Linked DNA regions of Homo sapiens: regions 2 and 3 are each linked to region 1. A link is a loop called in an ENCODE intact Hi-C map of the cell type or tissue named here. Cell type or tissue: IMR-90. All regions are shown on one strand.

The links. Peaks named below come from ENCODE experiments on the same cell type or tissue, not always from the same donor. Only the 100,000 strongest peaks of a DNase experiment are listed, where the experiment ranks them.
Region 2: it touches region 1 in a loop (11-fold over the local background); 22 of 110 quality-filtered maps call a loop at or near these places.
Region 3: a loop joins it to region 1, with 5 times the contacts of the local background. A loop is called at or near these places in 34 of 110 quality-filtered maps.

What each region holds. Positions count from the first base shown.
Region 1 is chr10:69,797,555-69,802,554 of GRCh38, reverse strand. COL13A1 (collagen type XIII alpha 1 chain) reads right to left here and starts at 649. Exons shown (of 41, transcript NM_001368882.1): 1 at 1-649. The coding sequence starts at 131. LOC124902444 (a long non-coding RNA gene) reads left to right here and starts at 784. Exons shown (of 2, transcript XR_007062179.1): 1 at 784-1,509; 2 at 2,419-2,692. In IMR-90, CTCF peaks have their summits at 1,279 (motif pointing right) and 2,257 (motif pointing right); DNase peaks (open chromatin) are centred at 654 and 2,274; H3K4me3 peaks cover 1,165 bases; H3K27ac peaks cover 581 bases; H3K27me3 peaks cover 280 bases.
Region 2 is chr10:69,694,065-69,699,064 of GRCh38, reverse strand. No RefSeq gene overlaps it. Among named protein-coding and RNA genes, the nearest start is that of LINC02651, 12 kb to the right of the region's middle. In IMR-90, a CTCF peak has its summit at 2,755 (motif pointing left); a DNase peak (open chromatin) is centred at 2,844; H3K27me3 peaks cover 420 bases.
Region 3 is chr10:69,741,236-69,746,235 of GRCh38, reverse strand. No RefSeq gene overlaps it. Among named protein-coding and RNA genes, the nearest start is that of COL13A1, 58 kb to the left of the region's middle. In IMR-90, a CTCF peak has its summit at 2,862 (motif pointing left); a DNase peak (open chromatin) is centred at 3,725; H3K27me3 peaks cover 275 bases.

The DNA of each region.
Region 1 (5,000 bases):
GACCCTGGACTCGGCAGCCGTGCGCCGCGCTCCGCCCGCGCCGCCACCAGAGCCACCGTCCCGGGCGCGCCCAACTCCCCAGGGCCGCGGGCACCGGTGGCTGCCGCTTTGTGGGTGCGCTCCGCTACCATCCTCTCGCGTCTTGAGAACCAATAAATAAATAAATAGAATAAATAAAGGCGACAGCCGCTGCCAAAAGGCTCTATCCAAACTGCGGGGCAGGGGGAAAGGGCTTGTATCGCTGGAAAACGTCCCTTTCCGCTGCTCCCGGCAAAGAGGACGGAAAAATTAGCAGTAGGAGAGGAAGTGCCGAAAAAGCACAACCAGCGGTAATTGGGGTACACCTAGGTGAGAAAAAAGTTATTTCGAAGAACGTTCCAAGTCCAGGAAAGTTAGGGGAATCTGACCGGCTCTCCTTCTCTCCGCCCAGTCTTTCCCTTCAAGTGTCTGCAGAGCAGTTGGTGCCGCGCTGTCAGTCCTTCTGGGCGCCTCGTGTCTCCCGGGCCAGTCAGTTTCAGTCCCCGGGCGAAGGGGCGCACACGGAGGGCCCCATGGGCAGAGGTGGGTCGTGGCGGCTGGCGAGGAGCGCAGGGGCCGATTCCGGCGCCTCTGTAACTTGACACACTCCCTGCGGCGGCACGGATCGGATGAGCAATCCGTGCTACTTCCCAAACTAATCTCTCCCTCCCCCCTCCCTCCTCCTCCTCCTCCTCGTCACTCCTCCTCCACCTCCCGCGGGGCCGACGGCTTGGATTTGTTTATTTATGCAAACTCGCCCAGGGTGGGGGGCGTGGTGAGCAGGTCCGGCGGCCCCAGCCCGCCGGCCCGGGAGCCCCTCTGCCGCGCTCCCCGTCCTCTTTGAAGTGACACTTGGGGTTATTTATAGGCAGGAAGGGGGTGTGGAGTGGAGCTGGCGCTGCACTTCCCTCTCTTTCTCCGGATTCACACCGAGGGCTCGTTTGGCCTTCCACGGAGGCGGTGAGGCGGGCACCACCTTCCATGGACGCGTTGGGGCAGGCACCACTCCACCTTTCCCAGCCCTTGAGACCCTCCAGGAACTCGACTGAGTTATTGTCAGGGCTTGTGGGTGGATCTCCACGTCCTGATCAGGACTACCTGATCCCTTCAGCCACCGCTCCTCTACTCCCAAGCCCCCAACCTCTTTCCCCTTCCTTCTCCCCCGACAACCGACTCCCCGGGGGCTCTGTACCTCCTGAGATCTGCAGCTCCTCCAGTGCCGGGCGGCCAACCACATCTTTACTCTGGGGTGAAAAGTCAGCCCTCCAGGGGGCAGCAGAGCTGGCAGCCCTTCCTCTCAGGACCAAGACCTGAGGTAGTATGAGACACTGAAAACGGAGGAGATCTTATTCCAGGTATCTGAGAGGTGGCTCATTGGGGCCGCCTGCCAGTCCTGACATCTCCCCTTCTTGCCTGCCATTAATCTGAGACCCATGCCATCTATCCCTGTGTGGTGAGACCAGCCTGCCTCAATCATCCCAGTCATCAAAGGTGAGCAATTCCTACACAAACTCAGGTTCCATCCCTGCGGGAGGCTTAGGGCTAACCAGGCTCTCTCCTGTTGTCATTTCCTATATTCCACTAGAGAAAAACTGGTGGCCTGAAGGGCATTTGGTAGTTTTCTCTCTTCTCTTGTCACCTCCTCCACCCCCCACATTAAGTAGCATTTGTATCCCAAGAGACTTTATCTCCTTGTGCCTGTTGACATTCCTGTGAATGAGGTGGTGGGACTGAGTTTTTGGGAGAAAGCCTGTCTTCCTGGAACAGCGGGCAGAGGAGAGTAGACTGGGTTTTCAAATATGCAGTGGAGGTGGGGGCAGCAGTGGTGCTGGGATTCCATTTCAAAATAACAAGGCATGCCAGTACAAACTTCCCATTTTCTATATTGACCTGATGGAACTTGATATATAATACAGTGTCACTGCACTTCTAATAAAGTGTGGCACACTTAATAGTGCATATTGGACTTGTAACATAGTAAGTACTGAGATCATATGTAATAAAGGTAACATTGACTGCTGGGCCAGTCAGCCACTATGGAGGACAACAGGAATAGAAGGCGATGCTGCTGAAAGAGCCCGTGGCCAGGAGCTCTGGGTTCCAGTTCCAGTTCTAGGATTCTCCTGATGGCTTCAGTGGCAAGGGCACTCTGTTTTCTCCATCCCTGTGATGGGATGTCCCAGTCCACTCTACAGAGGAATGAATCCTTGGGAGACTTGGATGGTATTGAAGAACACCAGGGGGCGTTGGAGAGTTTCTGCACTGGGAGGTACAGGCCAGGAAATTCAGGGACTTTGGACTTCCCCCACTCCCCTCCCAGGCTAGTCTGAATGGAGGAACTGAGGTGGGGAGTTAGTTTCATTCCCTCCTTATTCTGCAAACTGATCTTTTCCCTTTCAGGACTTTGGAGGCCCTCAGGAATGCTCAGGCAGTGAAATCTAAACAGTTTGGAGCTGGAGCATCCTTGTGATTGGGAACTGAAAGAGGAGGGTGTTGCGCTAGCCTGACCTGGCCCCAGCATTGCAAACCCTGGAGCTTCCAGGGGGACTCTGGAGTCAGAGAAACCTGGGTGTAAATCTCCCTTTTGTCAATGTGGAAGCTGCTGAACATCTCGGAGGCTCAGTTTTCTCATTTGTAAGATGGGCTGATAATAAAAGTATCTACCCGTCTGGAAGGACTGAATGAGGTAATGTATGTAAAGCAGTGAACACAGTGCTGGCACAGGGCAGGCACTCAATAAAGGGCATCGGCTCCTTCTTTGGAATTCATGGCTGCTAGGGCCATCTCAGACACAGCTAGCTCTGGGCTCCCAGTTGTGAAACAGGAAGAAGTTTCCATCCCAGAGAAAGCAAATGGATCACAGTTAACCTCCATTTTTTCCCTACCTGACAGCTGAGAGTAGCAGCTTGTGAGCAGCAGGAGTTAGCTTGTGTTGAGGGGCCTGATCCCCAGGTATCCCTCTTCTTCTTCCCACACTGCTTAGAATTCTTGCCCTGGGAGATTTTTCTTTCAGGTAGAGCATTGTCTACCCCAGGCACAAGTTACAGCCTCATGTGGCTTATCTTGAACCCTTCTTTCTTCATAGGTGGGGGCCAGGACCTGGGGACACTGAGGTGAAAAGAGTGCCTTCCAGGAGCTTTAAAAACAGTTGATTAAGGAAGACAAGTCATGTTCACATAAAACCGCCACAAAAGGCAGAATAGCGAAAATCCACAAAACATGTAAAGACCACAAAAGGTGCTTCAGGGCTCCCAGAAGAAAGGGGGGGGATTCAGATGCCTCAAGAAAAACACCAGGAAATAGATTTTCTTGTTTGCAGTAAGAAGAAAGAGGGCCTCCAATGCTAACCCAAAGACTTTGATTTTAAACTGTGGTCTTGGTTACACACCTAGACAAAAATGAAGAAAAAATGCCCCAGGCATACAGCCTCTACTGTTCTTCAAGTCTTTTCTGTGTTTTTCCACTTTTTTGCTCCTGCTAGACCCTCTGCCAGGAAGGCCACCCTTCTCTCTCCTGTTTTCTACACCTTAAAATCCTGTCATTTGCTCCCAGCCCGTTTTTATTGAGCAAACCCCACTTCTCTTCCTCCACTGTGGCTTTGACAGCATCAAAATCCTTCCTGAAACCAAAACTACCAGCGTGGCATCTCTGAGGCCCCACTGTGCTGTCTCCCACTGCCTCTTCCACTGCCTCTCCCACCAGCTTTTCAGGCTTCCCCAAAGACTCAGCTTCTGCTCCCCATGACAAAAGCGAAGGTCAGCCCTCCTCCAGAAGGCCGCAGGTCCTCTGTCCTCTACTTGGCTCTTCTGCCCATGGCTCTTGACCTGCCTCTCCCATTTCTTCCCCATGGAAAGCTTCCATGGCCAGGACCTGCTCCAGGTCCCCTGTAGAGGCCACAGGGGAGCCAACACCTGTCATTTTATTTGCCCTGAGCCTAGTCCCCCTATTCCTAGTAACTGTGACTCAATTTCCTTTGGGGAACTTTCTTCTCCCCAGGACATATGGCTCTGGTGGAGTTAACTCCATACCTGGCATATGAATAGGAAGTAACCTCACCAGTTGTCCTCTCTCATCTCCCCTGGCTACTGTGACTAGGTCAGAGAGGACATGTGGCCCAGTTCAGGCCAGTGAGAGTTGGGCTGGAGTGACTGGGAGCTACAGCTATTTCCTTGGAAGGGCTTTCTAAAGGGATGAGCTGGAGCTGCCGCAGGTGTCTTGCCACTGTTGATAAATGAGGATGAAGCCAACACGGAGGCAAACAGAGGTGGAGAGTGACTGAGTCCTGAAGACATCACCGAAACCCTTCAATCAAATTGTGCCAGAAGCCCGGTGACAGGAGTCCTTTCAGCTCCAGCCAGTTTGAGTTGGGTTTCCTTTCTTGTAAGTGTAAGAGCCCAGTCACATATAGGGCCTCAGGCTACCTTTCTGAGTCAGAATCTCTTTGTGGTTGGTAGGAAGAGATGGCAGGGAAGTCCAGGTTCCTGTCTGCTTCTAAAAACTTCCCAAGGGATTGGGAGGTCCATCCAGGGAAGAGACTGGACTGAGCGCTCGCCTTGGGAGAACTTGTCCATCGTAGGCTCCAGTTTCTATCTCTCTGTGGACAACTCTCCCACTCAAACACACAGTTCATGTCCCACGCACAGCTTGCTCGTGGTAGCTCTTGGAACACCCCTCCCCTCCACCTCACACTCAGCTTCCTCACACCCTCCCTGCCCTTTGTTCCCTCGGTGCCAGGTATGGCATCACCCTGTGCTCAGCCGGGATGTTTGCTTTCTCCCCTGCCCTCCCTTCCCTCACTCACTTGAGTAGGGACTAGTCCTGGAGATTCCACCTCCTTCCCTTTTTTTTGGATCTGTTCCTCCTCTCTGACCTCTCTGCTTCTGTTGTCTGCCCCAAGCCTAAGGTTTTTCTTGTTTTTTGTTTGCTTGTTTGTTTTGAGATGGAGTCTTGCTCTGTCATCCAGGCTGGAGTGCAGTGGTGCA
Region 2 (5,000 bases), 100 kb after region 1:
AAAAAAAAAAAAAGGAAAGAAAGAAAGAAATAACCCTGAAAACAACAGAGAGAGAGAAACAGTATACTTGAAAGGTTCAGAGATGTAGACAATAGAATAAAGTATATGACACAGATGTAATCAGAGTCCTGAAAGGAGACAATAGAAAGAATAGAAGAGAGGGATCATTTTGAAAGAGTGCTTGAGAATTAGATACACAGATCTACAGATAAAGGAAGACACATTTCATTTTTGTTTGTTTGTTTTATACTTTAAGTTCTAGGGTACATGTGCACAACGTGCAGGTTTGGTACATAGGTATACATGTGCCATGATGGTTTGCTGCACCCATTAACTCGTCATTTACATTAGGTATTTCTCCTAATGCTATCTGTCCCCCAGCCCACCACCCCACGACAGGCACCAGTGTGTGACGTTCCCCACCCTGTGTCCAAGTGTTCTCATTGTTCAATTCCCACCTATGAGTGAGAACATTCGGTGTTTGGTTTTCTGTCCTTGTGATAGTTTGCTCAGAATGATGGTTTCCAGCTTCATCCATGTCACTGCAAAGGACATGAACTCATCCTTTTCTATGGCTGCATAGTATTCCATGGTGTATACATGCCACATTTTCTTAATCCAGTCTATCATTGATGGACATTTGGGTTGGTTCCAAGTCTTTGCTATTGTGAATAGTGCCGCAATAAACACACGTGTGCATGTGTCTTTATAGTAGCATGATTTGTAATCCTTTGGGTATATACCCACTAATGGGATGGCTGGGTCAAATGGTATTTCTAGTTCTAGATCCTTGAGGAATCACCACACTGAAAGGAAGACACATTTCTAATGTATATGCATCATACATCCAACAGAATGGATAAAAAGAAATCCACACCAGGTCCTACTGAAGGGAGATTTTATATCACCAAAGATAAAGAGAAAATCTTGAAAGCAGCCAGACAGAAAAGACCACTCATCTACCGAAAAATTACAATTAGATTGCCAGCTATCAGCCATGGGAGAGGCCAAAAGATAGGGGGAAATACCTTCCAAATGCTGAGGAAAAAATTAATCATCAGCCCAAAGTTTTATATGCAGCAAAACTATCTTCCAAAACTATCGTTTCAAAAAATATATATTTCAGGTAAATAAAAACTTAGGGTTTTCCACTAACCTTCATGAAAGGAACTCTTAAGGAGGCTGTACTTTAGGAGCATCATGAATCTTGTTTCCTTTAGTAATGGAAATAGCCCCAAAGCAGGAGACAGAAGAGCCAGTTCCTAGCCTTGCCTCCTGCATTAAAGCAGGGTAAGATCTTCACAACATCATGTCATTTTCAGAGCCTTCAGTTTCCTCAGCTGTTACATGAAGGTGAGGAAAGCTTTCTCGGCTTATTTAAACCATTGCTGAAAGGTGATGATTCTCGAAGTATGGTCTAAGGTCCCCTGGCCATTTCAGGGGGTCCCACAAGGTCTTCCCTTTTCCAACCACATATCCATATGAGACCAGATTTTCTTCCAAAAACAGCCCGCAGGAACAGTTTGAAGGCAGAAACAGGTACGGGAACCTCAGCGTGTCGTATTAAGCCAGACATAAAGGAGGTTTTCCACAATGTAAAACGATGCAGCAAATGACTTGATCCACCTGGCTGAAAGGACAGGCATAGATAGCACCAATAGGAGAAATGTCACATTTGAGAGTCCCTGTGCTCACTGTCGAGTCAGAGGATATAACACAAACCAGTGGTCTCCCGCTGCCTCAGCTCACATCCCACTGCAAAGGAAGTTCTCCTGACAGCATGTCTGCTGGGTTCCCAGAGCCTGGCTTTCTACCTGCACCAACAAGGAAGCCAGCCAGCAGAATGGCAAACAGGTTTTTCTTCCAGGGAGAGGTGGAATGTGAGAGTGGTGGGTTAAATGCTCTGATACAGGTGTGTTTCCCTGGGAAGCAGGCAGCCAGTTGGTGTGGATAGCTGGGTGGGCGGGTGCAGGGCTGGGTGGATGCAAGTCTGAGAGCCTGGCTGCTGGGACGCCCTACAGCATCCCAGCTCATAGATCTTGTCCTTGCCTTATCCCATCCAACTTCCCTGAGGGGTTTGGGGTTTAAAAAATATACAAATCTTACATTTTTCTCTGATATATTTTTTTTTTTTTTGAGATGGAGTCTCACTCTGTTGCCCAGGCTGGAGTGCAGTGGCTCAATCTTGGCTCACTGCAACCTCCGCCTCCTGGGTTCAAGCGATTCTCCTGCCTCAGCCTCCCAAGTAGCTGGGACTACAGGCACGCACCACCACACCCAGCTAATTTTTGTATATTTAGTAGACACGGGGTTTCACCATGTTGGCCAGGATGGTCTCAATCTCCTGACCTTGTGATCCGCCCACCTCGGCCTCCCAAAGTGCTGGAATTACAGGCATGAGCCACCACACCTGGCCTCTCTGATTTTTTAAAATAGCTTTTTTGTGGTAGAAGACACATGACAAAAAATTTATCATTAGCGACATTAAAATACACTCACAATGTTGTACAACCATCTCTCTGATTTGGCTCTTATTTAAGTATTATTACATGCTTGTTATGTAAGGGACGAGGAAAAAGTAGAAAGAAAGAAGTAAAGATTATCCAAAAGTTTACTCTCTGAATACAGCCATAGTTAATACCTGAGGCCACTGCTCCCAAACCTTGCACTGAGGCCCCTGGGGGCACCATCGCCAATTCACAGAGTGGCTGCAGGGATATTTTAAATTTTGTGGGAAGTACAGTGACACCTGCCGGATGCTCCGCACACTACCAGTTTCAGCTTTAGGGCCCACTACATTCCTTTCAGTGACATCATATCTTTGCGAAGTGTTTTGGTGGTTGCTGTGATAAAAAGCAAATACCATGTGCAAATCATTGTGGACCAGGAAATGAGGTGATGGCATCCGATATGATTCCAAGGTTTGAGAAACCATGCAGTACCCAACATATTATACATCCCATTAGTAAATAACTGTGGTTAAGAATGGAATAAAAATATCTTTTCCTTTATGTGTATTTTTAGATGGCTACAAAGTTGTTAGGACAGACATACACATTGATTTATTTAGACCTAACTACTTAATAATGGATCTCTTTGGTGTTTCTTTTGGTCTTGGGGGCACATAAGTAATAAAAAAATTACTGTGACACTAAGGGTGCTATGGAAAGAGGAAGTTTGGGAGTCTCCATTCCAAGGCATTTACATCTAACTTTCCGGTGTGTCCAAAAATGACTATATTAATATCTTAATTAAGCTCATGTGTGGATACAATTTTATAGTGAATATTACCATCAATCAGTTGAAGAAACTGGGCTCCAGAAAGGAGCAGTCACACAGCTAGCCGGGTCCCTGTTTGTCACACCTTGCTGATTCACTCTTTAAAAGCCCCAAGATGGCAGATCTCAAGAGCCAGCCTCACCAATCAACATTTACGAGGCTTAGAATCACCCTGTCTTACTTTAGGCTGTTGGCATGGTGCAGCCCCTGATTCACTGATAAATCAGAAATGCCCCAATCTTCCCTCATTACCCTGGAAGTTCATCCACCCTTCGACATAAGATTCTCATAAATATATAGCAGATGACTCTGGAAAAATAAATCCATTGAGCTATTATCAACCACGGATACCTCCATGTGAACAAGCTTATCAGAGCCTTTCCTGAGAGAAGTTTTGATAAGAAAAAAATTAGGTCTCTGAGAAAGTGGGTAGGCTGCGTGTTTCACATGAGACTCTTTGGAAATACTGATGCAGAGATTTGTGCAGAAAGAACCAGTCCTGCCTCGCTTGGGTTCCTTAGGCCTTCTGGAGGTGCTCCCTGCAAAAGGAGCCAAGCAAGGCAGGACTGGGAAAGGAAGGAGGTGAATCATGATGAGGTTGCACCTGAGGCCTCAGCCATCCTATGGGGGGGCTCTGCAGCTGAGATGGTCCTCCAGCATGGTCCCAAATTGAGGCACGGGGTGGGCCTTCATATCCTAATATCAGATTGTCATTGGTTGTAGTCTCCCATGGCAGCAGATATGACCCAGAAGGAGGCAGTCTCCAGAATGCAGCTGTGAGCCATCCACAGCTAAGAGTCCCAGCAGCTGGAGGATGGATGATCAGCCTTGCAGAGCAGACCTGGCTAGAGTCTCTCACTATTCAGTTCAGGGCCATCTTCAGAAAGGAGAGGAGATGCTCTCAAGACAGAGCTGTGAGCTGGGGCCTCTGACTCAGGACTGCAGGGGCCAAGGGGAATCTGGTAGGAAAGGAAAAGTTGTTCAGTTGTTTTGGGGACAAGGAGAAGTCATCCCCAGATCTTAGAATCAGAACAGAGGGTCAAATATAGCCTCAAGATGGATTTTGTCTGGCTCATAAGTAGCCAACACTTGAAAATTAGGAAATTTTGGCTGGGTGCGGAGGCTCACACCTATAATCCCAGCACTTTGGGAGGCCAAGGCAGGCGAATCACCTGAGGTCAGGAGTTCAAGACCAGCCTGGCCAAGATGGTGAAACCCCATCTCTACTAAAAATACAAAAATTAGCCAGGCATGGTGGCACACGCCTGTAGTCCCAGCTACAAGGGAGGCTGAGGCAGGAGTATCACTTGAACCTGGGAGGCAGAGGTTGCAGTGAGCCAAGATAGTGCTACTGAACTCCAGCCTGGGCAACAGAGCGAGACTCTGTCTCAACCAAAAAAAAAAAGAAAAAAAGAAAATGAATTAGATTTTATATAAAAATTCGTATTTCCTGCTTCTCTTTAAAAAGCTAAATATCTAGACAGTCTCAGGTTTACATCTCTCCAGGGCCTGAGGTGACCCCTTTAAATTGGGTCTGTTCCCTCCAATTTGCCATAGTCCCCACCAGTCCCTGTAGCCTCTCTGATAACCATGTGTCCTTGCCACAGTTCTTTACCCTCATTTTTAGGCACCTGGGTTTCCCACTTACCCATGTTCCAAGCCTGGCCCCTATGGGCACTGGGTTGGCCACTCTGACTTTAGAAGTTCCCACCTACTGGTTG
Region 3 (5,000 bases), 56 kb after region 1:
ATCCTGACTTGGGATTATATTACATCTACTTATACAGTAGTCACCCCTTAGCCAGGGGGATCCTCTCCAAGACCCCCAGTGGATGCCTGAAACCATGTCAAATCCTAGATATACTATGTTTTTTTCCTATAACACATACCTATGATAAAGCTTAATGTATAAATTAGATACAGTGAGAGATTGCTAACAACAAAATTAGTAATAAAATAGAACAATTATGACAGCATACTACAGTAAAAGTTATGTGAATGTATTCTCTCTCTCTTCCTCAAAATATCTTATGGTACTGTACTCACCTATTTTCACACTGTAATTGACCATGAGTAGTTGAAACTGCAGAAAGTGAAACCACAGAGAAGAGGGGAATGACTGTATTTTTTTCCCACTCAACAGTGATTTTGAGATCTATCTATGTAGGTACAAAAGGATCATCTTTTAACTAGTGAATCGTGTTCCATTGTGGAATAGGTCACATTTCAGCTAGCTATTTCCTCCTGGGAATATTTCGCTTTCCATTTTTATTTTACCATCAATATTGTAATGAAAACCCCATACACGTGCTAGTGTTTCTTCAGGGTAGGTACCTAGAATAGGTTCCGAGAAGTGTGATTGCTGGGTCATGGGCTATGCCCATTTTCAGGTTTAATAGATTACAGCAAAGTTGCCATAGGAAGTGACTGTACCAATTTATACTTCCGCTCACAGGTGTGTGGGTCCCTACCCCACACCCTTGTCTACTTTTCTTTGACCACAATTAAGTTTGCTCTTTTGCCGATCTGATGAAAATTACTATTGCATTTAAATTTCCCTGGTTACTAATGAGGGAGAGCTTGCTTCTGTGTATGTGTTGATCATTTGTGTTTCTTCATGTTATCTGCTCAGAGCATTTGCCTGCTTTTTTATTGTGTCATTTGTCCTTTATTGACTTATGATTCCATATCGATTGTGGATCTGGTCCTTTTTCTGTATGAGTTTCGAGGCTCTTTTCTCAGCATGTTACTTGGCTTCCAATCCTAGCCCTGCAGCAGTGATCCCTGCTTACTCTAGGTGTGTCCCAGGACATGGAGCACATAAATAGCAGAGCAAAGACTCACAGCCAGGTCATCAAACATCAAGTTTCATTCTCTTTCTTTGATGTTCTGCTGCCTCCCCGGTGTTCAGTTATAACGTAATCAAGTACCCCCATTTTTCTAAGAGATAGTTTAATTATTTTTTCCTCTCTCTTCTTTTTTCTTTCCTCCTTTCTCCCACTTCTTACTCTGTCCTTTAGAAATGCAATGACAGCCTTTTACCTCCTCTTCACCAGACATTCCTTACAGGGCAAGTTCATCTAACTATGTGCTTAGAAGCTCCAGAGCCCAACTCTCACCCACCAGGAGGTTGCCTCAAGAGATAACAGTTGAGTTACAACCCAAAGTATGCCCGCTGAAGTTTTGAGCCACTTTTACAACTTACTTGCACCCATGAAGACACCAGCTTGACTGCCTGGTAGATAAGGCACTGATGTGGGCATGCAGACCCCATGCCTGCTCACTTCTGCCCCTGCGTCGCACCCCCGCCCCATCTTGGAAGCAGAGAGCACACCCCTCACCAGACACTGAATCTACTCGTAGCTTGATCTCAGACTTCCAGCCTCCACAACTGTAAGCCATACATTTCTGTCATTTATAAATTACCCAGTCTGTGGTATTTTGTTATAACAGCTCAAACGCACAAAGACGGGCATTAAAAGAGTCAGTATTTCCAGAGATGACCTTGGATTCCCCAGGGAAGGAGGAAAAGGCATCAAAGCTCATGTTTTGAGGGGCTCCTGTCTCTCTAGGATCACAAGGATCTGGAAAGTGTCCTCATTATCCAACTCCCATGACCCATTGAAGGTGGCTGCTTCATTCGTTTCCAGGAGTCTCTGGTGGCAGCTCTCGGGGCAGTGGTTCCTAATGTGCACTCTTCCTGCCTCCCCAGGAAGAGGAAGAAAGCCCAATCTCAGGCAGGGCCCCTGAGAGATTTTAGGGGTCTCTCAGAGGCCCTGCATGACAGTGGGCTTTGGTCTCCACAGTCTCAGGTTCCACAAACACCCTTCTCTTCCCAGCCTGGGGATGAAGGAGGGGGGCCTCTCCAAATATGTTCCTCAACAAGTGCTCCCACCTTTTGCTCTGTTCTCCCCCGAGTCCCACCACGCTTCCCACCCCACAAGACAATCAGCACAATGACCCATTAAGAGCCTGGGCTTTGCAAATAAAAGCCCCAAAACTTGTCTTGCGGGTAGCCAATACCTTCTGCTTTGGGTGCTGCCACCCGTTGCTGCCCATTAGGCCCCCTCAATGGCTTTTCCTCCTTGGCTCTGTTCTCAGTCCCCTCTGACAAGATTAGGGCCAAGGCTCCAGCATTCACAGCTCTGGAAACCCTCCATGCCATCTGCCCTCGGCCTCAGCTCTGCTATGTGCCCTTGGTGGGCTCACTGACCTTTCTCAATCTCTAGCCTTCCCCTCTGGAAAGTGAGGTTTCTGGTCTTCACCACCCAGGAGGGGCCACCCTCCCTTGGCGGCCAAATATCTGGAAATGGAAGCCTTGGAACAAGAGCCTGCAGGGTGAACTGCTACTCCTGAGCCCACCATGCTGCTTCTGTGCAGTGGGAGTTTTCTAGGTTAGCCTGACACCTAGGGCCATCAGCGGCCTGGTGTCTGCTCCTGGATCAGACCTTAGTTCTTAGTCCTTCCTCTGACCCCCTCCCTTTCTTGATGTCCCAAGGATGCTGGAGTCTCTACAGTAGCTCCTGGCCTGACTCTCAGCCTCAGAAGAGGGCCAGGTTGGAAGCCTCCCAGCCCTCTCCTGCAGGAAATCCTCCCACTGTCGCCCTCTGCTGTTGGGCCTGGCTGGCTTCAAATCCCCTCACGCTGCAGCCTGACAACGTCTTCAGCCTCATCTCTGTGGTGAAGCTCATATACCAGCCACACCAAACCTTCCCCCATTGTCAAGACATGCCATCTTTCTCCACATCTCCATGTCTTTTTAAGGCTGTTTCCTCTTCCCCAAATATCCTTCCAACCTACTGTGTCTACCTGGCAAGCTCCTACTCACCCTTCAGTACCTCAGTCCCCTTGAGATCCTAAGGTTATGGCTGGGCTTAGTGTTAAAGTGTACTGTGGCTGATTAGTGATGTCTGCCATGGTGGCAGGAGTGGGGAGGGATAATACAGGACGATGGAGTGGTCATCCTTGTACCAAAGCGTGCCCAACCCCAGTTAGTCTCTCTTTCCTCAGTTCTCCAGATCTGTGTGTGGAATCACAGCCCCAGCCACATTGTATTTTACTATTTGCTGATCTATATGTAGACTTTAAGCTCAAGGGCAGAGGTGGTGACATGCTCATGTTTGTACCCCATTGGCACAATAAATCTCAATACATGTTTATAGAAAGAAAGAGAAAGAAATACATAATTTTCCAAAACCTTCGTGAAGTGGGTAATATTTTCCCCAGTTTCTGAAGGGGGAGAGTGAGTCTCGTGGATTAAGCCATGTGTCTAAGCTCCTACAACTTGAGGGTGGTAGGGACAAGATTTGGGTCTGGGCAGCCCTGACGCCAGAGCCTAGACACTTGTGCAGAGTGCCCTATTACTCCTACAGGGCAGCCTTCTGTAGACTTCAGGCCCATGCCATCTCCAGGTTTCTATTCAGATGGCAGACATGATGAATGTGCAGCTGGTCTTGAAAGGCTGTGTGACCCAAGATGAGTCACTTAACCTCTCTGGGCCAGCTTCCACATAGGCAGAGCAGCAGTAACAGTCTTTCATGGCCTTTCTCATAGGGCCTTATATGCTTCACATCAGCTACAGGATGGGAGAGGGCTTTAAAGTCTGCAGAGCTAGATTCCTATGTGAGATTCTAGTTCATAAACACATAGAGCAGAGGCCCCACCAAGCCCATACTCCATTTCCCCTCGGGGGAAGCCACCTCCTCTGTCCTCATCTGTCTGCCTTGGAAAGAAGCAGGCCAGTGGAGCCTAGCCAGTGGAGGCTGGCGAGCAGCCTCCCTCCCCAGCCTCCTTTCCCTCCATTAATGCACAGGTGTTGTCACATTGTGGGAGCAGCCTCAGGTCCCAGACACCCCAGAGGTTTCCACAGTCAGCCTGAATCCCTGGTTATCTAGCAAGTGAGTGAGAAGGGAGAAGGTGCCAAACAGACATGCTCCACCTTGTTAAGGCCAAGAAGGAAGGAAAGATGCTTGAACGAGGCCTGGGGTGCGGGTGGGGTGTATTTGACTGCAGTTATCTGCACCAGGGGCCTTGGATCTGCCTTCTGAAGAGTTGTCTGTTTGTAGGCTGGGCTGACTTATTCCAGAAAGGAGCAAGCAGACATGGCCGCCTGCCCTGGTAGGTGACTGCCCAGCTGGGCAGGGATATGAAGATGCATTCATTTATCTAACAAGGATTTAAGAATAGGCAGTGGGTGCCAGGCTGTGTGTTGGGCACTGGGGACAGACATAGTCTTTGCACATAAACTGCTCCTGGCCCTTTGGCTTAATTCTCAAGGATATTTGAAGAAGGAAGCACCCTCCTGCCCTATCAGCTGCTCTCCATGCTTATAGGCTTAGGGAAAAACTCTGCACTTGGACCTGATTTTAGAGCATGTTTCCCTCACCCAATTACAATCTTGTTTTTATTCTCTGTGCAACCCTGTGAGGAAGGCATAATGGGGGCTAGTCCCCACTTGGTAGTTGTTGGAAACACTGGAGTGCTGGGTTCAAAGAGATCCTGAGGTCATGTCTGGGCTCAGTGTTAAAGCATGCTGTGGTTGATTAGTGATGTCTGCAATGGCAGCAGGAGTGGGGAGGGATAATACAGGTGCAATGGAGTGCTTATCCCTGTACCTCCTCAAAGGCATAGGTTGAGTCTTGTTCACTAATGTACCCACGATGCCTGGCATGGCACCTGGTACAAAGTAGTTGCTCAGTAACTATGCATTATATATAAAAGAACAAAGAACAGTGAGAATGCTGAGACCTA